Linked DNA regions of Homo sapiens: regions 1 and 2 are each linked to region 3. Evidence: chromatin contacts called from ENCODE Hi-C or POLR2A ChIA-PET data. All regions are on one chromosome and are shown on one strand. Each heading gives the region's core, a stretch centred on a gene start or an enhancer-like site at or near the end of the contact. The rest is flanking DNA. Distances are from core to core; before and after follow the strand shown. Region 1 holds the start of DDX28 (DEAD-box helicase 28). Region 2 holds the start of MATCAP1 (microtubule associated tyrosine carboxypeptidase 1). Region 3 holds the start of RIPOR1 (RHO family interacting cell polarization regulator 1).

Evidence for each region. Hi-C counts contacts between places; a loop is a spot of excess contacts on that map. ChIA-PET counts read pairs that join two places held with the same protein, here RNA polymerase II (POLR2A). Pooled maps may share reads with other maps.
Region 1: a pooled map shows a loop between it and region 3 (2.1-fold over the local background). The contact joins the promoter of DDX28 here to the promoter of RIPOR1 in region 3. A Hi-C loop is called at or near these places in 1 of 168 maps with a recorded cell type or tissue (dorsolateral prefrontal cortex), 1 of 37 single-sample maps with no recorded cell type and 8 of 50 pooled maps. POLR2A ChIA-PET finds 5 or more read pairs at or near these places in 1 of 52 experiments (HEK293T).
Region 2: a pooled map shows a loop between it and region 3 (2.6-fold over the local background). The contact joins the promoter of MATCAP1 here to the promoter of RIPOR1 in region 3. A Hi-C loop is called at or near these places in 4 of 50 pooled maps. POLR2A ChIA-PET finds 5 or more read pairs at or near these places in 2 of 52 experiments (A673 and PC-9).

The regions. Positions count from the first base shown.
Region 1 is chr16:68,021,795-68,025,499 of GRCh38, reverse strand. DDX28 (DEAD-box helicase 28) reads left to right here and starts at 2,268. Exons shown (of 1, transcript NM_018380.4): 1 at 2,268-3,705. The coding sequence starts at 2,298. DUS2 (dihydrouridine synthase 2) reads right to left here and starts at 2,216. Exons shown (of 17, transcript NM_017803.5): 1 at 2,149-2,216; 2 at 6-85. RefSeq lists enhancers at 2,116-2,355, 2,066-2,816, 2,817-3,567.
Region 2 is chr16:67,181,819-67,185,662 of GRCh38, reverse strand. It overlaps MATCAP1 (microtubule associated tyrosine carboxypeptidase 1), which reads left to right and starts at 1,700. Exons shown (of 7, transcript NM_001040715.2): 1 at 1,700-2,401. EXOC3L1 (exocyst complex component 3 like 1) reads left to right here. Exons shown (of 14, transcript NM_178516.4): 10 at 173-302; 11 at 405-527; 12 at 606-761; 13 at 853-977; 14 at 1,059-1,284. The coding sequence ends at 1,269. RefSeq lists an enhancer at 182-281.
Region 3 is chr16:67,527,268-67,530,953 of GRCh38, reverse strand. RIPOR1 (RHO family interacting cell polarization regulator 1) reads right to left here and starts at 2,125. Exons shown (of 22, transcript NM_024519.4): 1 at 2,040-2,125. It overlaps LOC100505942 (a long non-coding RNA gene), which reads left to right and starts at 2,209. Exons shown (of 2, transcript NR_104656.1): 1 at 2,209-2,637. RefSeq lists silencers at 519-798, 1,799-2,028, 2,059-2,168.

The DNA of each region.
Region 1 (3,705 bases), core at 1,019-3,518, 490 kb before region 3:
CATACCTATTATTTTGTTCTGATACTTCAGGATTACTTTGATATATGTGTTCTGGCTTTGTACAGAGTAATTCTTTGTTTGATATCTGAAAAACAGTGGCACATGGAAATGGATGAAACCTGTTGGGACAAACATCCAAGGGACCTTTTTTTTTTTTTTTTGAGACAGAGTCTCGCCCTGTCGCCCAGGCTGGAGTGCAATGGTGCGATCTCGGCTCACTGCAACAACCTCCGCCTCCCGGGTTCAAACGATTATCCTGCCTCAGCCTCCCGAGTAGCTGGGATTACAGGCATGAGCCTGGCCCCAAGGAACTATTTGGATAAGGAGAAGCCCTGAGTTTGGAAAGAATCATAAAAGTAGCATAGAATTGGGCCGGGCACAGCGGCTCACACCTGTAATCTCAGCACTTTGGGAGACCAAGGTGGGCAAATCATGAGGTCAGGAGTTTGAGACCAGCCTGCCCAACGTAGTGAAACCCTGTCTCTATTAAAAATACAAAAATTAGCTGGGAGTGGTAGCGCACACCTCTAATCCCAGCTACTCAGATGGCTGATGCAGGAGAATCCCTTGAACCCAGAAGGCAGAGACTGCAGTGAGCTGACATCGCACCACTGTACTCCAGCCTGGGCAACACAGTGAGACTGTCTATAAAAAAAAAAAAAAAAAAAGTATCCAGCCATTGTCAAATATGGTGGGAGGGAAAGGGCAAAATCACCCTTGTTTTAGAACCACTACCCTATCCAATGACTGTTCATTCACCCATCACTACTCAAAACTTTCTCTTCCTACTTCCAGATATTTTCTTGTGGAGAAAAAAAGCCTCTCTTCCTCTGATTTATCTGGTAACTCTCCAGAAAGTCTAATTGTGTAGCACAAGGGTAGAGTGTACTTAAAATTGTGAAAGTTTTTCCTCATACTATTCCAAAAAAAGCAAAGTTTTTATCTTTTCATTGGTATTTGATGAAACTAAAACGTTTTCTCCAGATGTTACGAACCTCCCAGAGAGTTAATCCATAAATATTTACCTTATCTCCCACCCCAGGCACTGCAAATTACAGAAAAGATCTGACACCCATTTTCCAGATCTGTTCAAGAAGTATCTGTTGGGCATGGTGGCTCACGCTTATAATCCCATCACTTTGGGAGGCCGAGGTGGGAAGATCGCTTGAGGCCAGGAGTTCGAGACCAGCCAGGCCTACATAGTGAAACCCTGTCTCTACTAAAAACAGAAAAAATTAGCCGGGCGTGGGTGGTGTACGGCTGTAGTCTCAGCTACTTGGGAGGCAGAGGCAGGAGAATCACCTGAACCCAGGAGGTGGAGGTTGCAGTGAGCCGAGATTGCGCCACTGCACTCCAGCCTGGGTGACAGAACGAGACTGTGTCTCAGAAAAAAAAAAAAAAAAAGTGACTCGTATAGTTCTTGTTTTTACAACCCGAATATCTGAATTCAGGTAAAATATTCTGCCTGACCAGGGCTACATGATAAGCCACGTACTTGATCACTTTGTAGGGTCGCAGCACCCTTCTTACTACTATTTTAGGTAATTCAGGTTTCTGACGGGGAAGCCAGTGGAGCTGAGCGGGCTGCAAGAGGGGTGGGTTCTGGATGAGAAGTTGGGACGCGTGACGAGGGAGTAGAGAGTGAACCTTGGCTTAAAAGGAAGGAAAATAACTGTGAAGAAAAGATGACCCAACTTGAAATAAAACCTGAAGACCTTATCTCCCACTTGAGAGAGAGAAGAAGCTGAAAGCCATCAGCTTGCACTCTGGGCTCACAGACAGAGAGGGTGAGGGGTTGAGCCCAGATCTATGACTTCAGACCCCTGTCTCGGCCCCTAGGCCTGATCATTCATTCAAACTCTCAATAAACACGGATTACCAGACCCTGCGCAGGGAACACATCTGGGAAAACAGCTGCAACCTCGGATACCAGCACGGGACAAGCTATCTCAGGGCAATGAGGAACAACTAAAGAGAATCCCAGGAACCAGGTAACCAATCGCCAGAAGCCCTCCGCCCTCATGGTCCATTGGGTCAAGGCCCCACTGCCGCCTCGTATCGCCAGCCTCCAGTCCTGCCTCCACGACGCGCCCTTCCCCAAGGCTGGCCGGGTCTGGATGTCGCCATCCCCTATTCGGAGCTACAGACCTCGCAGCTGAACTCTTAAAAAGAACCTCGCTTCTTCCTCACGGTGCTCCAGCTCCACACACCGTACTGAGCCTCGCCAGCCACCGTACGCGAGGTCGCGGCGCGTCCGTGACGTCACTGATGTGCGCTTCTCCCGCACTAAGGGAAACATGGCTCTAACGCGGCCGGTGCGGCTCTTTTCCCTCGTGACTCGGTTGCTCCTGGCGCCGCGACGGGGCCTCACGGTCCGCAGTCCCGACGAACCCCTGCCGGTGGTGCGCATCCCAGTGGCTCTACAGCGGCAGTTGGAACAGCGGCAGAGCAGGCGGCGGAACCTCCCGAGGCCGGTGCTGGTTCGACCCGGACCGCTGCTGGTTTCGGCGCGGCGGCCGGAGTTGAACCAGCCGGCGCGCCTCACACTGGGCCGTTGGGAGCGCGCGCCGCTAGCCTCTCAAGGCTGGAAGAGTCGACGCGCGCGTCGGGACCACTTCTCCATCGAGCGCGCGCAACAGGAGGCGCCAGCGGTGCGAAAGCTCTCGTCTAAGGGCAGCTTTGCTGACCTGGGCCTGGAGCCCCGTGTGCTGCACGCACTACAGGAGGCTGCGCCTGAAGTCGTTCAGCCCACAACCGTGCAGTCTAGCACCATCCCCTCACTACTTCGCGGCCGCCATGTCGTTTGCGCCGCAGAAACCGGCAGTGGCAAGACTCTCAGCTACCTCCTGCCGCTGCTTCAACGGCTCTTGGGCCAGCCAAGCCTGGACTCCCTTCCTATCCCCGCGCCCCGAGGCCTGGTCCTTGTTCCTTCCCGAGAATTGGCCCAACAGGTGCGGGCTGTGGCCCAACCCTTGGGCCGCTCCTTGGGCCTGCTGGTGCGGGACCTGGAGGGAGGCCACGGCATGCGTAGGATCAGGCTGCAGCTGTCCAGACAGCCTTCAGCAGATGTGCTTGTGGCCACTCCAGGGGCTCTGTGGAAGGCCCTGAAAAGTCGACTGATCAGTCTGGAGCAACTCTCCTTCTTGGTGTTGGATGAGGCAGACACACTGCTGGATGAAAGCTTCCTGGAACTGGTGGACTACATCTTAGAGAAGAGCCACATAGCAGAAGGCCCAGCTGACTTGGAAGACCCCTTCAATCCCAAAGCTCAGTTAGTGCTGGTAGGAGCCACATTTCCCGAAGGTGTAGGCCAGTTGCTGAATAAAGTCGCCAGCCCAGATGCTGTCACCACCATCACCAGCTCCAAGCTCCACTGTATCATGCCTCATGTGAAACAGACATTTCTGAGACTGAAGGGAGCAGATAAGGTGGCCGAGCTGGTGCACATCCTCAAGCATCGTGACAGAGCAGAAAGGACTGGTCCCTCAGGAACTGTTCTGGTGTTCTGTAATAGCTCCAGCACTGTGAACTGGCTGGGATATATTCTGGATGACCACAAAATCCAACACCTAAGGTTGCAGGGGCAAATGCCAGCCTTGATGAGGGTAGGAATCTTCCAGTCCTTCCAGAAGAGCTCCCGAGACATACTTCTCTGCACAGACATAGCCTCTCGGGGCCTGGACAGCACTGGTGTGGAGCTGGTTG
Region 2 (3,844 bases), core at 451-2,950, 340 kb after region 3:
GCGCCCGTCTCCCAGCCCTGGTCCATGCCTGGGACCAGAAGTGCAGAGAGCCGCTGTTCTCGCTCCCTCCCGTCAAACACTTGCCCCACAAGGTGGCGCCGGAGGGTCTGGACCACCGAGGGCCATGCGGGCCTTGGCCTTGGTCCTGAAGCCGTAGTTTTGCTTGGTCCAGCTCCTCAGTGTCTGTCCTGCAGCTGGACGGGGCGCCTTCAGGGGCCTTGGCTCCAGTGGAAGCTGCGCTGGACGAGTTGCAGAGGAGGATCTACCGCTTGGTGTTGGAGGCGCTGCAGGCGGAGCTCCAGGTGAGGCCTCCTTCAGGTCAGGATGGGAGCAGGTGGAGAGGTGGCGGTACAGCTACGTATGGGGGTCTCCGCGGCAATGCCAGATCTGGATCATTTCCCCAGCCCCTGTTCGCGGATCTGCCCTCGCGCCAATGGCTGTCGAGCCCTGAGCTCCTGCAAAGTGTGTGTGAACGGACGGGGCGCTTCTGCCGGGACTTCTGGCGCGTGCGGAACCCCACGGTTCAGGTGGGTTGGGGGAAAAGATTGGGGAAGGGGCGGCGCGGGTGAGAGGCGACCTGCACCCGCCTGATTGCCTCCCCGCAGCTGCTGCTGGCTGAGGCCGAGCGTGCCGTGGTGCTCCAGTACCTGAGCGCGCTGATGCAAGGCCGCCTGGTGTGCCGCGGAGCCGACGAGAGGACCCAGGCGGCCGAGCGCCTGCGGCACGATGCTGCCCAGCTTCAGCAGCTTTTCCTCAGTTTGGTGAGAGCTTCTTGGGCGGGCAGACGGGCGAGAGTCTCAGTGGCTGGGTGGGAGAGAGGGCTGGCGCGAGACCCTACCCCGACGTGCTCAGGGCCTGGAGGAGAACGCGCACTGCGCGCCGGTGCTGCTCGCCCTGAGGGAGCTGCTAAACCTCCGCGACCCCGCGCTGCTGGGCCTGGAGGTGGCTGGCCTGCGGCAACAATTTCCCGACGTGAGGTGCGGACTGGGGGCCAGAAGGGAAGAGAAGCCGGAGGGCGGGGAGGACGGGGCTGACGCGCCTCCTTGGTGCCCCTGCAGCGAGGACCACGTCTCCGCCCTCTTGGGCCTGCGCGGGGACTTGTCCCGGGAGCAGCACCTGGCCGCGCTCAGCTCCCTGCAGGCTGCGCTGCCGCCGTCGCCCCGCGCGAGCCGCCGCGTCCTCTTCAGCCTAGTGCCCGCGCCCGCGCTCGCGCCGGCCTCCTGCCTGCCCTCGGGGTCCTGCGCCCGAGCCCTGCTGCTCGCAGAATAAACCACGGCTGCCGGACGCCTGAGTCTGTGTGTGTTGGGGAAGGTGGGATGGAATAAAAGTGCCCACGAGGGTTGAGGGAATTCTTGCAGAGTGACACGCTTAAAGTATCCTGGCTCCCGTCCTGGTACACGGGCTGCGCCCCGCCTATGCAGGCATCTGCCCTCTGTGCAGACTGCGTTCCCGAGGCCGCGGGCTACGCCCCCACGTCTCCGCGCCCAGGCCGTGAGCAAGAGTCTCCGCCGCCCTGGCCGCCTGGAGCCCCTGAAGCCCAGCAACTCGCTGTGGCCTTGGGAAGGGGGCGGGCCCAGGACCACGAACACCGCCCCCTCAACCCTGCCTGGCTTCGCTCCCAGTGGCCTCGGGGGCGCGCCGCCGCGGAGACTGACGCGAAGCCCCACGCTTTCGTAAGAGCGTGCGCGCGCCCGAGGACGTACGTCATCGGCGACGGCTCCCGCCGGCTGGGCGTCCGGTGGCCGGTGTAGCAGAGCGGGAGCGGCGGGCGGCGAGCAGAGGAGCTAACAGGTGGGGGCACGGCACGCGGACGGACCCCCCCAAAGGCCGGGAGGAGGCGCGCGACGCGACCTTTCCTGATCTCCCGGAGAAGCCTCCACTCCATTGTCTCCTGGCCCCACCCTCCATTGGGCACGCCCTTCACCTTATCCCCCACCACTTATTGGCTGCAGGTCACGCCCCTCCTCTATTTCTGGTTCCCCATTGGCTCTTCACCTTGTCCTCTCCGGGGCTTCTCTCCGCACAGGCCACACCCTCTCATTTGTCACTAGACCCCGCCTTAATAGTGGGGGGCTCCTCCCCCATCCATCCTTCATTCATTATGCACCCAGTGCTGGGTGCTTGGTACACGGGGGTGAATCAGACCCCATTCCTGCCTTCGGGGAGTTCAGGGGATTGTGGGAGGACACGGACCTAGACTCCAACAGTGACAGCTCTGAGTAAAGAAGTCGCCGAAGCAGTGGGACACTAGACGCGGGGAAGGCTTCCTGGAGGAAGTGAGGCCTAAACTGAGCCTTGAAGAATGGTTAAGAGTTTGCTCCAGGAATATATTGCAAAGGCATTCTTGGCGGAAGGACCCGAGACGTGAAAAAAACAGGCGTATTCTGGTAATTTCGAGGAGGTATGTCGAATGAAAGAAGGGGAGATGGAGGGGACTGGGCCAAGCAGAAACCTGTAAAGGGGTGAGGAGTCCAAAAAACTGTACAGTTAGTTAAAGGGAGTGAAGCCTGGGACCTGAAGTCTTTTCAAGCAGCTGGTCATTAGGCAGGGTAGAGAGGAGTGGAGAGGGGGAAGATGAAGTCTAGATAGGGAAGCAAAGTGCAGGGAAGGAATAATTCTAGTTCTGAAAGAAGAGCTCTTGGATTCATTTATTTATTGAGCAATTGCTGCGGGCCAGGCACTGTTCTGGGTTCTGGGGACACAGCTGTGAATGTTGGAAAAGATAAAACAGATAACTATCAAATATACCTATCATACAAATATAAACTGTACTGAAGTACACTCCAGATGGTGATGACTGCTACAAAGAACAATAATTTGGGGAAGGGGAGATAGTGGAGAGGGGAGAGGAGGTTTACTATTTTATTGAGGGTGTGTTAGGCTTTTCTAATAACATGGTATTGATGCAGAGATTTGAGGAAAGTGAGAGAGTGACCCATGCCATTATACAGGGGGAGGAACATCCCAGACAGAGGACATATTCTGTTTGATATGCCTATTAAACATTCAAGTGATGACACTGCAGTGAAGATGGACATGATGGCATGTGCCTGTGGTTCCAGCTAGTTGGAAGGCTGAGGTGGGAAGATTGCTTGAGGCCAGGAATTCAAGACCAGCCTGGGCAAATAGACAGTATCTCAAATTGCACTGAAATTGGCAACACTGGTCTAAAGTTTATGGAAGAAGTCTGAGCTAATGTATGTAAAACCACAAGAGTGGATGAGAACATCTAGGGAGTGAACGTAAATGGAGAAGTTTCCATAGGCAAGTCCTGGAGCATTACAGTATTAAGAGGTCAGGGAGACAGGGATGACCAGCAAGGTAGGAGGAGAACTAAGTTCGACTGTGTTTGGAAAACCAAGTGGACAGCATGTTTCCAGGAGGCAGTGACTTTTTTTTTTTTTTTTTTTTTTGAGATGGAGTTTCGCTGTTGTTGCCCAGGCTGGAGTGCCATGGCACAATCTTGGCTCACCGCAAACTCCGCCTCCCGGGTTCAAGCGATTCTCCTACCTCAGCCTCCCGAGTAGCTGGGGTTACAGGCATGTGCCACCACGCCCAGCTAATTTTGTATTTTAGTAGAGACGGGGTTTCTCCATGTTGGTCAGGCTGGTCTCGAACTCCCGACCTCAGGTGATCCGCCCGCCTCGGCCTCCCAAAGTGCTGGGATTACAGGCGTGAGCCACCCTGCCTGGCCTCCAGGAGGTAGTGATTAACTGTATCGGGTGCTGATCAATATGAAGGTCATTGCTGGTCATTGGTGACCTTGATCAGATCAATTTGGATGGAGTGCTGGGAACAAAAGGCTAATTGGAGTGAATTTAAGAGAGAACAGGAAAAAAGGAAC
Region 3 (3,686 bases), core at 876-3,375:
GGCAAGATTGCCCTTGCTGGGTGAGAGCAGGTAGGGAAAGAGCTGAACCCCTTGAGCTAAGGCAGAAGGGCCACCTCAACTGGTGGGGGACTGGCTGATAAGAACCAGGGGACTCTCTGGGCTCATGTCAGCCCTATAGTCTGTTCCCAGGATGGGAAATAACCCAGATCCAAGGTTCCAAAGGTTATGGGGCTTGCAGCACAGCCAGGTCAGGATGGCCGTGAGTGGAGGAGCCCTGACCTGTCCGCATGGCCCCAGATCTTGCAGCCCCGCTATACTTCCTACACACCAAGACTGGCACACCCGGGTGCGGCGGAATATCCCACCACCTGGGCTGCCCATCTCAGCACTGTGCCAGGCCAGCTGCCTCTCTGGGAGTCCCCGGGTCTAGCCCCGCCCCACCCCGGGGCCGCCCCGACCGAGGTAAACAGAGGCTAAAAATAACCTGGGCAAGGGGCGGCTGCAAGGGAGAAGGGGGTCCCTTCTGAGCCTGTCCTTGTCTCCATGGCAACTGCCCCCAAACCCGGCGGCTGACGTCATCTCGCAGCTGCCCAAGCGTATAGGAGGGAGGGGGAGCGGCACAGCCCCGGACCCCCCACCCCGGAACCGGGCGGAGGCTGTCGGGTGGCCTCACTTCCTGCCGGCCCCCTCCCTGGTCAGCTGGTTACATTCCCTGGCCGCGCGCTGGGAGCCAGGCGGCCTCCCCCGGGCCGGGCCTGGCCAGGGCTGAGTCCGAGCGGCGACGCAGAGGGGCCGCCGTGACTCACCCGCGCCCTCCCCGCCCGCTTCTCTCAAGCGGGACCCAGCCCAGAGTCCTGAGTCCTCCCCTCACCCGCACCCAAACCCAGACCCCTGGGGCGGCTCACCTTGCTCCTCTCTCCCGCCGCAGTCACAGGACCCAAGCCGGAGAGGGCGGTGGAAGAAGGAGCTATGCCAGTCCTCCTTGTCCCGCTGGAGTATTTTGTACCTCAGCCCCCAATTATCATTCCTCTCCTCCCTCCAATACCACGGAGGTGGGTGTCGCAGGGGCAAGGACTCAGATCTAATCCTCGCTTCTCCCAAACCAGCTGTGTGACCTTGAGAATACTACTAACCTCTCTGGGCCTGTTTCTGCATCTGCCAGATGGTCATAACCCTCCTCAGATGCTGTGCGTTGGCCGAATGCGGCAGGCCCAGGGCGCGGCCCCGCAGACTGCAGCCAGGGCACAAGTATTGTTACACGAGGCTGCGCACAGTAGGTGCTGGGGCGGCCAGCCTGGACACACGTTAGAACTGGCTGGGGAGGGTCTGTAGGGGAGGCCGGACTCAGGGCTCACCCTGGAGAGGAGGACAAAGGGTGCTGAATCTGGACTGAATCCGACCTCTAGCCCTGGTGAGCAGCCCCTTGCCCAAACCAGTTCTGCAGAGAGCCCAGGCCCGGCTGTTGCAGGAACCTTGCGCCAACCTCCATTTCCAGGGAAAAGCTCCGTTCCCCGACAAGGACGATCCTCTCCGGCTTCGGCTACGCCAGGTTTGGGCGGAGAGCCCGGCTCCAGCCCAGGCTCGGTCACCTCGGGGCCGGCCACAAAGCCGCTTAGGCCGGCCCCTAGAGCTAGGAGGATTAGCTCAGCTCCTAGGCCGGCCCGCACCCTTCGTCGCCCCCTCCCCATTTCCAGCCCAGCCTCCCCTGCGGCGAAGGCAGCAAGGGCTCCCAGGGAGCGCGCGTGCCAGGGCCCAGGCTGGCGCCTTGAGCCCGCTCTCTGGCCTGGCCCATCCCAGCGCCCCGGGGCACCGGCCGCCAGGGCCTTGCCGTGGGAGGAAGGCAGCAGCGCCAGGCTCTGCAGGCCCGGAGGCGGCGGCTTTTGTGGGAGAAGCTGCGTTCTCCACGCCCGGGGGGAGGGGAGGAAAGACAAGGCGCGGCCGGGGTCCGGGAGATGGGGTGAGGCGGGACAGAGCCGCAGATCCCGGACCCACCGGGCGGCGCCGGCGGGGGGGCACCAGAACCTCCGCGCCTGCTCCCCGCCCGGCCTGCAGCCCCGGAAACGGCGCGGGACACTCACATGGCTGCGCTGGGCTGCGCGGACCTCGCGCTGTCCTTGCGCTCGGAGGTGCCCGGCCTGGTCGCGCCGCAGCTGCCGCTGTCGCCGCCGCAGGCGCCGGCCCCTCCCTCCGCCCGCCGCCCCGCCGCCCCTCCCCTGGCCCGCCGGGCCCCACCCCCTGCGCTCCCGCGGCTCCCGCACCCCTAGAGGCGCCCACGGCTCGCTCCGCCCTCTCGGATAACGGGGCAGGCCGGTGGCCCACGCAGCCCACCAGCTTGCAGGGAGGGCAGACCCTGGGGGATGTGAGGGAGGCTTTCTCACGCAGACCCTAAAACGGTGAGCGCCAGGGAGCCCCGCCTGCTTGTCCCCTCCCCAGATCCCTCGGGCTCTGGAGACCTTGCGGGCCCCCTGTCCGTGACCACCTGAAACAGGTCCTGGAGCTGCTACTGCTGGCTTAGGCTGGTTGGTGGAAAGGATCCAGGGCTGTTGTGAAGGCCTTGGGGAGTCCAGAAGCCGCCTGGCACCTTCTGGGTCCAGACGCTGCCCTTCAGCCCTGCCATTTCAGCCAGCCTCAGCGTCGCTGTAGAGGCAGGCCGCCCTTTCTGCCACTGTCTGGCTGGTAAGTCCAGGCTCATAGCCGGGTCATGCATTCCCCACTCATTGGGTACTGGTTTTCGGGCAGTCTTGGGGTGGGGACGCTGGCAGGGTCCGGGTACAGGGCCATGTGTTGGGCAACCCAGTCCTTTCCAAAGCCGGGGCTAGAATGCTGGCCCTCCACACAGTCGGTAAAGGTGGGGCTGAGAGTCGACCCCATGTTGGGGTCAAAGGGCCAGTTCCACTCCCCCGCTCCTCCCATCAATCAGACACCCCTGGCCCTTCCAACCTGGACACCCCTGAGGCTTCTCCAGGCCTTGCACTCCCGCAGCCCTCATGTATGTCAGACCTACCCAGGAATGGTTTCAGGGACAGTAAGAGGTCCCTGAATATCTGTACCCCGCCCCCACCAGTCCTGAGGGCTGTTTTTTTGTGTGTTTTGCTTGTTTGCTTGGTTTTGTTTGGTCGGGTTTTTTTTTTTTTTTTTTGAGACAGAGTGTCACTGTCGCCCAGGCTGGAATGCAGTGCAAGCTCCACCTCCCAGGTTCATGCCATTCTCCTGCCTCAGCCTCCCGAGTAGCTGGGACTACAGGCGCCCACACCACGCCCGGCTAATTTTTTGTATTTTTGGTAGAGATGGGGTTTCACCATGTTAGCCAGGATGGTCTCGATCTCCTGACCTCGTGATCTGCCCGCCTTGGCCTCCCAAAGTGCTGGGATTACAGGCATGAGCCACCGCGCCCAGCCTGTTTGGTCGGTTTTTTAGAGATGGGCTTTCTTCATGTTGCTCAGACTGGTCTCTAACTGGGCTCAAGCGATCCTCCCACCTTGGCCTCCCAAAGTACTGGGATTACAGGCTTGAGCCACCTCTGCCTCACAGTTCTCCACTCTCCAGCCCCTCCTCTTGGGCTTCCTTTGTAGTGCCCTTTTCTTTCTTTCTTTTTTGTTTTTTTTTGGGGGACGGAGTCTCCCTCTGTTGCCCAGGCTGGAGTATAGTGGCGTGATCTCGGCTCACTGCAACCTCCGCCTTCTAATTTCTATATTTTTGGTAGAGATGTCCCGGCTAATTTTTAT